3 separate regions of the Mus musculus genome follow, and all the other regions are linked to region 3. The links are chromatin loops, found by intact Hi-C in ENCODE. Cell type or tissue: left cerebral cortex. All regions are shown on one strand.

What was found. A loop is a pair of places that touch in the nucleus more often than their neighbours do. Peaks named below come from ENCODE experiments on the same cell type or tissue, not always from the same donor. Only the 100,000 strongest peaks of a DNase experiment are listed, where the experiment ranks them.
Region 1: it touches region 3 in a loop (8-fold over the local background); 9 of 42 quality-filtered maps call a loop at or near these places.
Region 2: a loop joins it to region 3, with 1.8 times the contacts of the local background. A loop is called at or near these places in 6 of 42 quality-filtered maps.

Annotation. Positions count from the first base shown.
Region 1 is chr15:38,516,050-38,521,049 of GRCm38, forward strand. Azin1 (antizyme inhibitor 1) reads right to left here and starts at 3,217. Exons shown (of 12, transcript NM_018745.5): 1 at 2,860-3,217. In left cerebral cortex, CTCF peaks have their summits at 2,332 and 3,500; DNase peaks (open chromatin) are centred at 2,296 and 3,369; H3K4me3 peaks cover 2,954 bases; H3K27ac peaks cover 2,509 bases.
Region 2 is chr15:38,532,951-38,537,950 of GRCm38, forward strand. No RefSeq gene overlaps it. Among named protein-coding and RNA genes, the nearest start is that of Azin1, 16 kb to the left of the region's middle. In left cerebral cortex, no CTCF peak of the experiment used is centred here; a DNase peak (open chromatin) is centred at 2,629.
Region 3 is chr15:38,583,595-38,588,594 of GRCm38, forward strand. It overlaps 2310043O21Rik (RIKEN cDNA 2310043O21 gene), which reads right to left. Exons shown (of 3, transcript NR_045757.1): 2 at 3,434-3,720. All of the region lies in intron 2 of Gm41309 (a long non-coding RNA gene), which reads right to left. Among named protein-coding and RNA genes, the nearest start is that of 2310043O21Rik, 8.8 kb to the right of the region's middle. In left cerebral cortex, no CTCF peak of the experiment used is centred here; a DNase peak (open chromatin) is centred at 2,227; H3K27ac peaks cover 502 bases.

The DNA of each region.
Region 1 (5,000 bases), 68 kb before region 3:
TCCCCCTGTTTTATTCACAGCTATTATTTGCTGCTTATGGCAATCCAAGATCAATTCTGTGAAACACTGAGGGCATTAAACTTTAAGACACCAACTAATGTTCTTCAGTAATATCTAAACCTTTTCATTTAACACAGATACTACTAGGAAATGAAGGCTCCCTGATTTTAAAGATAATTTAATAGATACAAAAAGTGGTGCACAGTGTAAGATGGACATTTACATACAGGATAAATGCAAATATTTATCTGGAGGAGATAGTATAAAGGAAGGGGTACGTGAAATGTGGATGAAAGGCAATACTGAAAAACAAATTCCTAGCCAAGCAATGGTGGCTCACACTTTGAATCCCAGCACTTGAAAGGCAGAGGCAGTCAGATCTTTGAGTTCCAGGCTGGAACTACAGAGTGAGTTACAGGATAGTTGTGCAATTTTGAAACTGTCTAGAATAAGCGAAAAAGAAAAAGAAAAAAAGAAAAGAAGAAAGAGGAAAGAAAAATTACTCTCCTTTAGAATGACCTGTGTAAATTGGGAGGGAGGTGGAGATGGGCAGAAAGGTCATGCAGCCTTAGGCTGGCTGGCCCTAAACACTTCTGGGGCCAAAGAGGTGAAATCCTGCCTCCATTTCCCAAATGCTGGGATTACAATCAATGTGAGGATTAGGATCTCAGAAGTGCTTCTCACCTGGTTTATAGGGTGCTGGAAATCAAACCCAGGGCTGGAGATTCTAGGCAATCACTTGACCAACCACAAATCTAGCTCCACCTTGACACTCCTCAAAATTGTTTTCCTCTTCGAAATATCTTTACAAATGTTTCTGCTATCTTTGCAGATTTTCCAAAAAAAAATTGTTTTTTTTTTGTTTGTTTGTTTTTTTTAGACAGGATTTCTCTGTACAGCCCTGGCTGTTCTCAAACTCATAGATCTGCCTTGCCCCAAGTGCTGGGATTAAAGGAATGCACAACTGCCCGGCAAAGTTTTTTAAAATCAGGCATATACATATACACACAATGGACTACCAGAAACAATTTATTAACATATAAAATATGCTAAATAAAAGCCTTTTGCACAAAAGCATGCATATCAATTGATTCCATTTAAGTCCCTTGATTTAAAAAAAAAAAAAAAAAGGAAGGCTAGATGGGCCTCACAAGAACTGCTGTGACCTGTCAGGAGGGCTAGATGAGGATGTTAATGTTCTGTCTTGACCTAGATGTAGATTATAAAGTTCTTTCTCCTCTCTTTGCACACAGGATTTTGCTTTATGTGACCATAGCTAGCTTCAAGAACTTCCTGGGATTACAGGTGTAACAACACCTGGCATCACTTTGCTAAAACGTACTAAATACAAGCCAAACTTGTCCTGAGCCTGGAGTCCTAGCACCAGGCTGATGAGGAAGGAAAATCAGACTCAAGTCTGGGCTACAAAGTGAGGTCCTGTCTCAAACAAACAACAAAATCTAATCAAACAGTACAAATAAATAATGAGAATTTTACTGCCAATTTCTAAAAATTAGAGAATGGGACTGTATTTAATGTATGGAAATACTCAAGTTAGAGCTATGAAGCATTTTGATGTCCGTAATGCAGAATTAGTAAGATGGCTGGAAGGTAAGTAGAGTAAAATGTTAGCTGCGGAATCTAAATTGAAGGTACCACTCTGAGTTCATTGTTGGGAATCATACTAAAACATTAGAGAAATAAATTGATTACTCATTTATCTTTATAACCTACAGTTTTATGTAAACACCCTTTCCTACTTATTACCTGTGAATTCCTCGGGGCTTATTGGTACCAAGCTTGCTTTCCTGTCGGGCCTAGTTCTCATAGTCCTTTCCTGAGGAAGTTAATCAGCTCTCACCCAGGCTGTGCATATATTAATGGTAAAACACCACAGGACAAGAACAACCTAAGATATCCACCACAAAACTGAGTTCAATCTGTTCAAACATCCTGAGGCTGTAAACAGTGTAAACTGCTTGCTTCGTTCAGCCAGTAACACACGTTCATGATACTTAATACCATAAAACGTTTAAACACTACTAACCGCTGGCAGCCAACAGAGTCCTTGATAAGCCGCATCAACCTACCCTTCGCCCTCTTTCTGCCCCGCGATCACAGCTAGGACCAGAAAACGAAGCCATGGTGACTAATCTCCAGGCTTCAGGAGGTGACTGGGGTAAGTGAAAGCGACTTGGCCCAATCAGGAGAGCCGCAGGGGCGGGTCAGCAGCGCCGAGGTTTCCAGAAAGGGCCAAAGGCCTATTCGCTTGCTACTTGACACCGGGGCTTCCCCGCCGCCGGCCCCGAGTGAGGTCAACTTTCCACCGCCAGAGGGGGAGCGCGCACTCCGCACCCCCTCTCCCGCCCGCAAGAATCCAGCCTCCTCCCAGCTGTCACCAGATGCCGGCTCGAGGCCCGCCCCGCTCCATTCATAACCCGGAGCCCCGGCCGCCGCAGCCCGTCCACTCCGCACCACAACCCCCTGCAGGCACTGAGACAGGGAGAGGGCGATGGGACCCCCAGCCCTCCAGGCTGCCGCCGGACCCCCTCCCCGGAAACAGCAATGCACCACGGGAGTGGGGTGGGGGCCGCATGCCGCCGAGAGGGAACAGCGACCACCGCCAGCCTGCCCCCGAGCGCGGCCCCACGCGCACACGCCCCCTCGCTCAACCGCGGCTGTCGGCTGCCGCCCTGGGTCGCGAGGCGCCGGCCGCCGCCCGGGCCACCGGCAGCCGCCACACACGCCGCCGGCCGCCATGTTCGAGGCCGCCGGCTGCGGGGCACTGCGGGGACACCGAGGGCGGCGTGGCCCAGCCCAGGCGCCGGACCCTCCCGCGCCCCTAAGTCCGGTACTCACGTGAGATAACGGCCCAAAGAGTCGGGTAAAGCGTCTTCTCTTTTTCGGCGGAATTTTTAAAGAGGGATGTGGTTACCTTGAGCAGAAATACCCAAGGCGGCCTGGGCCATAGGCTGCGGGGACGACGTGGGGGAAACGCGCGGCACCGACACCAGCTGAGCAGCAGTGGCGGCGGCAGCCGAACTGGAGAAATGGAGCGGCGCGAGAAAAAGAAGAAAGGCGCGAACTGGGTGGGGAGAGGATTCAGCCTCGTCACTCCGCAGAGCAGCAGAGCGAGAAGGATGAGAAGAGCAGAGCAGGAGACAACCAGAGAGAAAAACGGAAACACCGCGGCGAGAGTTGAGCCAGAGAGTGTGGGAAGGCGGTGCCAGAGACGCCAGTATTTATACTCAGGGGGGCGGGGGCTGCTGACGTCACAGACGGCCGGTCGGCCGCACGACGGGGGTGGGGCCTGTGCCGCCGGGGAATGTGGGAGGGGCGGAAGGGGAAGGACAGCCTTGTGCAGTTAGGGGGCCGAAGGGCGGGACCACCGGGCCTGGCAGGTGCTGGCCCGGCGCTCGCTTCCCGCCCTCGCGCTGCAGCCGCTCCCCAGCGGGCTGCTAGTTTCGTAGGCGGGGCAGAGGGCGCGCGGCCCAGCGGATCGCGGATCGCGCCCTCGCCCTTGCGGCGCCTGCGCGCCACGCTAGCAGCCAACGATCCGCTTTGTGAGCCGGCAGCTAGTCCATGCTGACGGCAGCCTTCGGGACCGTCCTGGGTCCTCGGCTTACCGACTCCAGTATTTTAGGAGAGGAGGGTGTGCGCCATCACGGGGCTTTCTCGGTGCACTAGTTTATGTAACAACTGTATACTATGCCCGGGGACTGTATTCCGAGGGAGAGGTTCCCGCCTCTCCATGGGTTGCGGAGCTCCGTTATGAAAATGAGTTCCCCGTGGCCAGCAAGAACCAGTCCGGTGTGGTTACTGAGGCTTTGATCGTACCAGAATGTTCCTCCGTGTTCGCATGTTGCAATATGGTGCAGTAGATTTTTTTTTTAAATGTGGCTTTTCTTTCTTTGTCTTCATTTTCAAAAAGGGTTGATGCAGTCAGACCCAGCCCTATTAAAGCGGGGCCAGTGTTGCTGAAGTTACATGACTTAAAGGCACATCTCTTTAATCCTCTGCATTTCTCGTTTGAAGTCATTCTTTTTTTTTATTCTTTTGTTTTGTTTCTCCAGAAAGGCTTTCTCTGTGCAACCCAAGCTGTCCTGGAACTCCCTCTATATACCAGGCTAGCCTTGAACTCTGCCTGGTATATAGGTGCTCCTAGGTGCTCCTGCTAAAGGCACGTGCCACCACACCAGGGTTTCTCTCTAATCTTGTTTGTTTTGTTTTGTTTTTCTTCAGTTTTTCGAGACAGGGTTTCTCTGTATAGCCCTGGCTGTCCTGGAACTCACTCTGTAGACCAGACTGGCCTCGAACTCAGAAATCTGCCTGCCTCTGCCTCCCAAGTGCTGGGATTAAAGGCGTGCGCCACTACTGCCCGGCCGTTTTTTCTCTATTCTCTATTATTTAATAAACTTTTATTACTAAAGTAAAATGACGGATGTAGCCTCCCCCCTCCCCTTATATTTAAAATCCTTTTTCTAGCTGGATGAGGTGGTGCATGCCTTTAATCCCAGCATAAGAAGGCAGAAGCTGATGGATCTCTTGAGTTCAAAGTTAGCCTGGTTTCTAGACAGCTTGAGCTACACGTAGTGAAACCCTGTCTGGAAAAAGGAAAAACCAAAGGCCATTTTATCACTAGCAGTCAGTCCTAGCCTGCTAAATCTTTGCAACTCCAGACTCAGCACAATGAAGGGGAGGGACAGGCAGACAGGGCACTTCTCTGTAGCTGAAACTGACCTCCAAATAGCAAGTCTCCTGCCTCAATTTAAGGGGATTGAGATTACAGTCGTGTATTACCCTATTTATGATGCCCCTTCAACGTAAGATCTTTTAAAGTAAGACCCTGAACCCTCTCTCCTTCACATTCTTTCACTCCATTTATCTTGTAATCGGTACAGTAATTAATAAATCACCAAGGCAGAAAGAAAGGAAGAGCTCTTGCAGATTTGGTAAGGCCAGAATGTTTCAGAGGTAGAGAGTATTACAAGTTGGGAACT
Region 2 (5,000 bases), 51 kb before region 3:
CGTCTTGAAGGAAACCAGGGAAAAGGAATCGCTTCAGTGTTTCCCCTGTGCTTTGGAAATGGGAGTCGGGGGTGGCCTTGTCCAGGCTCCATCATAAACGGTTAAGCCAACGGCCAGGCCTGTTCAGCTTTCCACCCCAATCTGTCCATGCCTGATCAGCTGGTGTCTTACTATCAAGAGTATAAGAGAGAGGGCAGCGCACACGGTTAATATTAAATCTCTTCTTCAGAGTTAGTCTCTAAGTTACAGCTAAACACCAGCAATCTTTTGTATCTGTTATCCTTAAAAGGCACGTCACTGAAGTCCTCAGTAATTCTGTCCCTCACCATTCCAGGCAGGACCACCATATGCAGGTCAATGTGTGTTCTTCCTCTTGGACTTTGTTTTGTTTTGATTTTTGAGACAGGGTTTCTCTGTGTATCCTTGGCTGTCCTGGAACTCACTCTGTACACCAGACTGGCCTTGAACTCAGAGATCCTCCTGCCTCTGCGTCCTGAGTGCTGGGATTAAAGGCGTGCGCCACCATGCCTGGATATGAATTCTTCCCATCAGTGTCCCTGTGGATTCCTTTGGGGCACTCACCATCTTCATACCTTACATTGGGGCTCCAGCTACCCTAAGCTCTTCTGTACTAAGTAAGGGTTAGAACTCAACGCTGCTCCCCCTGCCTGCAGCCTCCCCCAAAATCACGGTTGTTCGGTTTGTTTGGCAGAATGTACTAAAATCCATACAAAATCTCAAGAGACCTAGAACAGCCAAAGCAACCTTGGTTAAGAACAAAAATGGAAGCTGTGGTATGGTGGTGCATGCCTGTAATCCCCCATGAGGTGTAAGGAGTTCAAGTCTCTCTCTCTGTGTATGTGTATGTGTGTGTGTGTGTATGTGTGTGTGTGTGTGTGTGTGTGTGTATGTGTGTGTGTGTGTGTGTGTGTGTGTGTGTGTGTGTATGTGTGTGTCCCTGTCTTAAGAGCAAAACTTCAGGGACTGGGGAGATGGTTCAGTGGTTAAATGTAGAGGAAATCTTTTGTGCAATGTGTAGAAGCTTTACTTGTCAATAAAAGGCTGTTGGCCTATGAGTTTAGGCAAGAAATAAGAAGGTAGAAGTTCTGGTAAGGAGGATTTCTGGGATAGAGTCAGATACACAGGAGAATTGCCCCAGAACTCTAGTGGAGACAATCACATGAAACTGAAGGACAGGTAACTAGCTGTATGGCTTGGCTTAGGCTAGTTCACACAGGACAATTGAGTTATGAGCTAGCAGAAATGTGCCAAAGCTATTGGCCTAAGCATTTATTCATAATAATCCAGTCTCAGAGTGGTTATTTCGGGGAACAAAGAAGCCAGGTAGTATATATCTGGTTACAGTTATGGGCACTGGCTGATCTTCTAGACAATCCAGGCTCATCTCCAAGCACCCACATAGCAGCTCATACCTGTCTGTAACTCCAGTTTCAGGGCTTCTGACACCCTCACACAGACATACATTCAGGCAAAACACCAATGGATATAAAATAAAAATGATAAATTATAAAAAGAGACTAACCTGGTCTACAAACAACAAAGCAAAACAAAATACAAAACCCTGGAGAGCTTATGCTTGACTTTGTAGCTTGTGCTGGCCTCAAACTGATTTTTTTTTTTTTTTTTTTTTTTGAGATAGGGTTTCTCTGTGTAGCCCTGGTTGTCCTGGAACTCACTTTGTAGACCAGGCTGGCCTCGAACTCAGAAATCCACCTGCTTCTGCCTCCGGAGTGCTGGGATTAAAGGCGTGCGCCACCACGCCCGGCTGGTTTTTACTTTTAAATGTAAAGTTGGAGTTTATTTTGTTCTGCTTGTTTCCTTATTGACCTGGAACTCAATGTTAGGTTAAACTGGCTGCAAATCTGCCTAGCCCTAGATAGCAACCTGTCTCTACCTCCCTTACACTGGAATTCTAGGTTTGGATTGCCATGCCTGGATTTTTAAAAATTTATTTTAATTATGCATAGGAGTATGTGTACCTGAGTACAGATATCTGGAGAAGCCAGCACAGGGTGTTTCTAGAGCTGGATTTACAGCTGTGAGCTGCCTGCCGTGGGTCCTGGACGTGCAGCAAGTGCTCCTAGCCACGGAGCCATCTCTCTTGCCCACAACCTGGATGATCGATCTGTCTGTCCGTCTATCTATCTATCTATCTATCTATCTATCTATCTATCTATCTATCTATCTATCTATCTTTCTTTCTATCTATCTATCTATCTATCTATCTATCTATCTATCTATCTATCTATCTATCTATCTATCTATCTAACACGGGTTCATGGATAGAATTCAGCCTTTCATGTTCGCATGGCAACAACTGCATTATCTCCCCAGCCCCAAAGTTGGAGTCTAGCAATACAAAGTTTTACTATGCTAGCCTAGCTAACCCCGCCCCACCCCGAGATTAGTGCTAAGGTATGACCTCAGCCTCCGGAGCACAGCTTGACTAAGGTCTATTCTCCTCCTTCCTCCTACAAGAAGCTCTCTCAAGGCCTGGCCAGAGGTGGGGGAAGATGGGGTCTTTACAGCCTCCCAGGGCTACCCTGCTCTATTCCTGCAGAGCACTGATGAGTCATGGCTCCTCCCATCTGCCGCTGTCACCAGACCACAAGCTTCTTTCTCAACTCTGACAGAGAAGAGAATATTATGCAAACTAAGAGCCGGAGAACACCACCCCCTCCTTCCCATCAAGAAGCACAGTAGGGGCTCTTTACATAACTCAGAGATTAACAACAGGGGGTACCTGTGGGGAAAGAGTCCCAGGAGAAGCCAGGTGGGGAGCTGGTTTGCTGCTGAGGGGGCCCCCCACCCCCCCCACCCCCAGTTTGCATGTTCAGTAAGGAGGGAGGGTATGAGGCTTGGAAGAGATGTCCTTAATTAAGCAACATTACTATAGCAACCATAGATAATCCACTGATAGATAATGCTAATAGGAACACTTGACCTGTCTGCTGTCATGTGGTGTCAAATCCTATATATGCACCGTATGTAAGCCATTACCAGCTTACTGCGCACAACTCAAATGCTCAGCCAACTATAGCGATCGTAGTGGTGTTATCTTATGTTTCTTTCTTTTAGCTGTTTCTTTGTTCATTCATTCATTCATTCATTCATTCAGTCAGTCAGTTTTAATACAGAGTCTCGTTATTTAGACTGGTCTTGAGCTTCCATCCTTTTGCCTGGGCCTTCCTAAGTGCTGACGTTATAGCGAAGTGACAACTTTGGTTTTGGTTACTATCCTTACCCCCAGGCCTCTGCTGTGCTTTGATTCCCTTACCTTCTCCTCCCCTTCCTGCCCCTGCCCTGCCCTCCCTCCCTGTCTCTTACTTCCTCTTTCCTTTCCACTCCTTATCTCCCCTTCCTCTCCCCTCCTCCATTCCTCTCCATCTCTCCTTTTCCTTCCCTCCCCTCTCTTCATTTATTTATTTACTTTTCTTCCTGACAGGATCTCACATAGCCCAGGCTGCCCTAAAATTTGCTATGTAGCCAACGCTGGTCTTGAACTCCTGATTCTTCTGCCTCAATCTCTCAAGTGGCAGGATTACAGGTGTGTGGCTCCACACCAAGTATAAGCCTTTGCCTGTAGTATTTCCTTCAAAAAACACCTATTGAGGGACTGGAGAATGCTTCAGCTGTTAAGAGCACTGGCTGCTCTCTAGAGGCCCTGGATTTAGTTCCCAACACCCACATGTTGCCTCATAACTGCCTATAATGCCAGTTCCAGGAATCCAACACCCCCCCACCCAAAAGCACCAGACATGCATGTGGAATACTTATATACACACAGGCAAAACATTCATGTTCATAAAATAAAAATGTTTTTAAGTGAAAGCACAACTTGTATTTTTGGCACACCTAGGCCTCTGGGACACATAGAACAGAAGTGTGCTTTTTTACATATATGTTTTCTAATCTAGTTTAACTACTGTCTTGCTGAATGATGTTTTCTGAGCCTAGTTATTTAACTATTCAATGAACTACTCAACAGTAATGGGTATACTATAGAATTGCCAGCAGGACTAGAAATACATGCTATAGATCCAGCTCATGGTTCACACAAGGAACACTCAATTCCGGTATCTCTTAAAAGGGACTTAGTACATATAGCTGTTGAAAAGGATCCTGATACAGAGGAAGAATCTCTTTCTGAGGTCACGAAGAGATCAGCACACCTGGAGTTCAGGCCTGGCTTACCCTCAGGGATTACCAAACCAGACTGTTACACTGGCCAAAGTGATGGAACTTTTGAAGCCAGGTCTGCTCTAAAAATTCGAGTATGGATGCTCCCTATCTTGGACAGATGAGGGACTTCTCTGCCAAGAAAGATTTTAAAACCTTGAGGACTCAAACTCAAGGATAAACTCAGACCTCTTAAATACTCATCATAACAGGACAAAAAGCACAATGTCTTCCTTCTTGGTTCCATGGTGCTTCAAATGAAAGAGGAAGAAACACGAAGCCAGGGGGCCTCTTGTCTCAAAACCCTCCCCAAAGGATGTGTATCGCTGTCGATTACAATCTAGAGGTAACATGTGCTGGAAATTTTGAACCATCCATTTGTGAGGCTAAGCCTTTATTCTTCCTCCCTGCCTGAATTCTCTGTATCTTGTACAGAGCTTGTTAAACTTGGTGCATAATTTGATTTTTGGTCTTAGTGAAGAAACTAAAAGCAGAGTGGAGAGGAAATGGTAACTTTCTGACCTCCTGTATTCACTCGAGTGTGCGTGCCTGTTTTCTTAGTGTCTCTTGGTTATGTTTCTCGTTTTGATTTCATAAGTAAAATGTTCCATCTGTGTATTTGTTTTCCAGACCGAGTCCCTAGAATTTTAAGTAAAAGTGTCTCCCAAGTTTTGTTTTGTTTTACTTTAACACACACACACACACACACACATACACACACACACACACACACACACACTCTAGACTCAATAGTAAAAGGAAAGAAGCTACTCCCAAAAGTTGTCCTCTGATCTAGAGCA
Region 3 (5,000 bases):
ACACAGGTCAATGTGCTGTGCGTGTTTATTTTCTTTGGAATTGTCTCTCCTTTATAGACGAAGGTTACTTATCATCTGAGGACAAAACCCTTCCTGGTTGGGTCAGGGCATGCTCCAAACTGCCCTGTAATTGCAAGTCCCTATAATAATACTTTTTTTGGCCAGGACACAAACCATACTCAAGAAGTTCTTCCTGAGTGCTGAAGGTCAAGCAACTAGAACTTTCTCAAGCATCTAGAGGAGTAGAAGTCTGCAAACAAAGCTGCTTTTCCCGGAGCAACTGTCAGCAGCAGGTGAGTGTTCCTGGTACCTGGCTGCTAGTCTTGGCTCTGCTACCTGGAAGTCATCTTACCTCCCTCAGCCTCAGTTTCCTTCTCTATAGTATAGGTTTATAGTAGAACTGCCTTGATTTTTGTGGGAAATTTTTGTTTTAACATGTATTTACTGTGTGTGTTCATGTTTGTGTGTATACTCATGATTGTGTGTATGAGTGTGTGTGTGTGTGTGTGTGTGTGTGTGTGTGTGTCACAGGTTAACTCATCGGAGTCAGTCCTCTCCATCTGTCCAAGAATAGGCCTCAGGTTATTAGGTTTGGCAACAGGCACCTTTAGTCAGGGAGCTACTTCATCATTCTCTATTGTGTGAAAATTACATTCACCAACTTGGGGTTGAAGAGATGGCTCAGTGGTTAAGAGCACTAGCTGCTCTTCCAAAGGACCAGGGTTCAGTTCCCACATGGCAGCTCACATCTGCCTGAACTCCAGTTCCAGGGGATCCAGTACCCTCACACAGACACATATGCAGGCAAATATCATTGCACATCAAATAAAAATAAGCATTGAAAATTAAAAATAAAAAAAAATAGAATTTGCAAACTGGGCATGATGCCTATAACTCCAGCAGTAAAGAGCTGGGACAGGAGAAGGAGTTAAGTTAGCCTTAGCTATGTATGGAACACGTAGCCTGTAATACATAAAAGCTTGTGTTAAAACAAACCACAAAACAAACAAGAAGCAGTTTGGTAGCCTGTGAGTTGTGAAGTGCTGTGTAAACAGGAGCTGCTACGGTACCAGTTTCTACGAGACTCTGGCGACAAATGCAGGAGATTTTTTTTTTTCATATGCTTTGCACAGGGCCTGTGCAGCCGCACTAATGTAAGATGCTTTGCTAAAGAGCTACACAAAGGAGCATCTTTTAAAAGAGCAGACAAAGTTGGGGCGTGGTTGCACATGCCTTTAATCCCAGCACTGGGGAGTCAGAGGCAGGCAAATCTCTGTTGTGAGACTGAGACCAGCCTGGTCTAATATGAGTTCCAGACCAGCCAGGGCTACACAGTGAGACTTTTTTTTCTTTAAAAAAATAAAAAGGGGGGCTGGTGAGATGGCTCAGTGGGTAAGAGCACCCGACTGCTCTTCCGAAGGTCAGGAGTTCAAATCCCAGCAACCACATGGTGGCTCACAACCATCCATAACGAGATCTGACTCCCTCTTCTGGAGTGTCTGAGGAAAGCTATAGTGTACTTACAATAAATAAATAAATCTTAAAAAAGGGTGTGAAGCCAGGTGGCAGAGGTGCAGGCCTTTTATCCCAGCACTTGGGAGGCAGAGGCAATCGGATCCCTGTAAGTTCAATGTCCGCCTGGTCTACAGAGTGAGTTCCAAGACAGCCAGGGCTACACAGAGAAACATTGTTTTGAAAAAATAAAAGTGGGGTTTGGGGTGGGGTAGGCAAGTAACATCACTCACTCCCTGCCATGATCTTTCTTTAAAGTTCCAAAGAAAAGACACATTAAGACCCTCACTAAGGAGAAGTTTCAGAATTAAATTAAAACGACCCAGGTGGCCTTGACCTGGCCCTTCATGTACCGGACACCACCTGTAATCGATGCATCAGCCGTTGTCACCACCCAGCTTTAGTAGGGCCATGGAGCCCAGCCTGTCAGCCCTATGCCCCTTCCTACAGCATGCTTGTATAGAGGCTCACACTTTCCTTGATTGCAAGATGGGGCTACCTAAGTCCATAGCACATGTCTCAACAGAGCATGAGGAATACAAAGAGGTGAGTAACACTTCCCAGAGAGGGGAGATGTCACAAGGAAACTAATTTTAGAGCTGAGTACTGAAGGCAGACTAGATGTTGCCAGAAGGCAATGGGTGCTGAGGAACCCCACTCTCTGTCCCCCAGACTGGGAACAGCCTGTGCCTTTGACAAAGACATGAATGAGCTTGCTGTGTTCAGCAAAAGGCACAAAGAGATCCTGGCTGGAGTGAGGGCTGCGCAATTGGGAGGGGCCTGGCAAGCTAGCACTGAAGGGGAACATAGGAAAAGAGGAGGCTGGGGTTCCTGCTGCGGGGCCCTGGATCTCCCCGTAGGGCCCTGGTTCTCCACGTAGCTCCCCACAGCTTTGAAGAGGCATTGCTGTGCTGTCACAGTGGGATGAGGCTGTTAGGTGCTCTGCAGCCCATGTTGGTGTGAATTAAGTAACTTCCGAGTCACACTTAAAGCCAGACATGGTGGCTGGTGGCTGGTATCTGGATTACTACCAGCACTTGGGAGGCGGAGACAGGAAAATCGCCAGCCTGAGGTCACCAAGACTTACAGGGTTAAGAGCCTTTAAGTATTAAAGCCCAGTGTGTTAAGTACTGGTTTAGATCAGTATTTACAGCTGGTTTTCAATTTTCTAGCACTGCGTGTACTAGTGATAAATTGGAGCCCACTATTCAGCTTCCCCGAGCCTCAGTTTCCACTGTTTGGAGAGAATTAGATTGAACATAGGCTCTTAAGTCTCCAAATCAAGGCTCCTTCCCAGGCAACCTATCTCAAACTAAAAACCTAACGCATCATTCTTAGCTGCCCCTGGCTAATATGCATGGAACCCCAGCCATCCTCCCAGAATACACCTTTCTCCCTCACTTCCGCTTCCGTGGGCATCACCAGGCATCACCTCCTCTGCCTCTTCCTTGGCTACTGTGCTGCTCGGGTGACTCTTGCTGTGGCTCCTGTCACACATACCCTGCATGAACTGGGCAGAGCAACTACTTATTAAATCTCACATCACACCTCAGCTGAAGACCCGCAGTATTCTAGTCACTTGCGGTGAGCTCCAAAATCATTAGCACAGCTTGCAAGTCTCTGCCTGAGCATCTCTTAACTTCCATGTGCCATCAGCACCTGTCGCGCACCCTCAAGTGCCTTTGTCCCGGCCCTAGAACACTGATACCGAGCAGTGGAGCAGCTCCGCTGTGCCCGTTGCATTCCTTCTGCCTTAGATTTCCCTTCCCCTGCCTTTTCTGGGACCTTCTTGACTGCAGCCCCTCCTTAGATCGCCTTGCCTGCCCTCCCAGCCTGGAGTAGCTTCCTACGACATTATTCTCTATCACAATGCTCCTTTCTTTAGGGATTGAGCACAACTCCTTGTTGTTTATTTACTTACACTCTGGGTCTCCAGGGAACGATCTTGAGATGAGGAGACAAGGAAACCATATCGAGGCAATACTTCCAAAGGGCAACTCGTAGGTGCGGGTCCAGAATGTGGAAAAGAGTGAGGTGGGTTTCAAGTGCAGTCCAGCCTTTACTGCAGCCCACCGGGAAGCCCTGCTGTTTAAACTCTGCGTCTGGGTTTATTCCAAACCAGATGGACTCATTGACGGAGGAACCCAGTTAGGTTGGGATCCATTCCTGGGCCTTTCCAGCTTCCTCCAGCTGTCCAAGAACAGGCTTCTGGAAAGTTCCATGTGAGAAAATGCAGCTCACCAGCATAATGACCACAAAGCTACGATAATACCACTCACATTTTCTTCCTTATTTCTTCCCCCAATTTTTGAAATTAGATGGTCAGTCCCCTTAGTATTGCTTGTATGTGTATTATTTCAGGACTGGCCAGTGGGTACTGGATAGCCAGTTAGGGGGATCATCTCTCTCTTTCTCCCAGAATTCCTTAGTTGCCTGTAGTTCTCTGTTTAGGGGTGAGGTCTCATAAAATTGCCCCCTTCCATGTTAGCACCAAGGGAGACAGGCTCCATTTCAAACCTGGGGTTAGTCACAACCCACACCCAAACACCTGTTTTCACAGAGAGATCCTTTATAAAACATGGAAGAAAAGCTGAAGTAGGTTCTTCCTGACTCAGGCAGAAAACCATAAGCAAATGGCCTGGCAGGTGTAATTCTTAAGAAGGAAAAAGGAGCCAGGCAGTGGTTGTGCACACCTTTAATCCTATCACTCAGGAGGGAGAAACAGGCAGATCTCTGAGAGTTCAAGACCAGCCTAGCCTGGTCTAGAAAGTGAGTTCTGGGACAAGAGTTAAAACACAGAAACCCTGCCTTCAAATACAGAAGGAAGAAAAGGAAGGGGGGAGGGGGGGAGAAGAGGGGGAAGTCTTTGTTAGGATGGGCTAGGATGTGTGCTGGTATATTTGCTCCAGAGGAACAGAGGACAAGGAATAAGAGACAAAGACGGGAGGTAAAGGATGGGGGGAGAAGGGGAGGGGTATTTGTCCTGGGGGGCAATGAAGGACTGCCTCTGGATAGAGAGGAGACAGATGTGGCACATGGGAGAACGGCAGTTCATAAAGGTGCAAGGGGAACCTTGTGTTAGGATGAGGTGTTTAATTTTAATTAGGCATGCTAATTAGGTGACCCAAAGGGGGCTTTTGATTGCTGAACTTCAATACTTTGATAGCTGGACCTTGGTAGTCAGCCTCAGGAGGAGGCATTGGCCAAATAAGGGAAAAGACCTTGGCGGCTAGCTTTAGGAATGTAATCTAGCAGTTTTTAGGAAGGTAAAGGGAATTGGAGAGAAGGGCGAGGTCTGCTAGAGCCATGTTTACCATGCTTGGGCTGACCGGTGCTCATCCCTGCACAAGCCAGGAAACCCCACCCTCACAGAGAGAACTCCAGGCTAACAGGTCATCACTCCTCATCTCCGTTTCCAGCAACCCTCCCAAGAGTGCCTGCCCAGGGGCTCAGCTTTTGACCATGTATGGACACCATCCCAGCTCCTA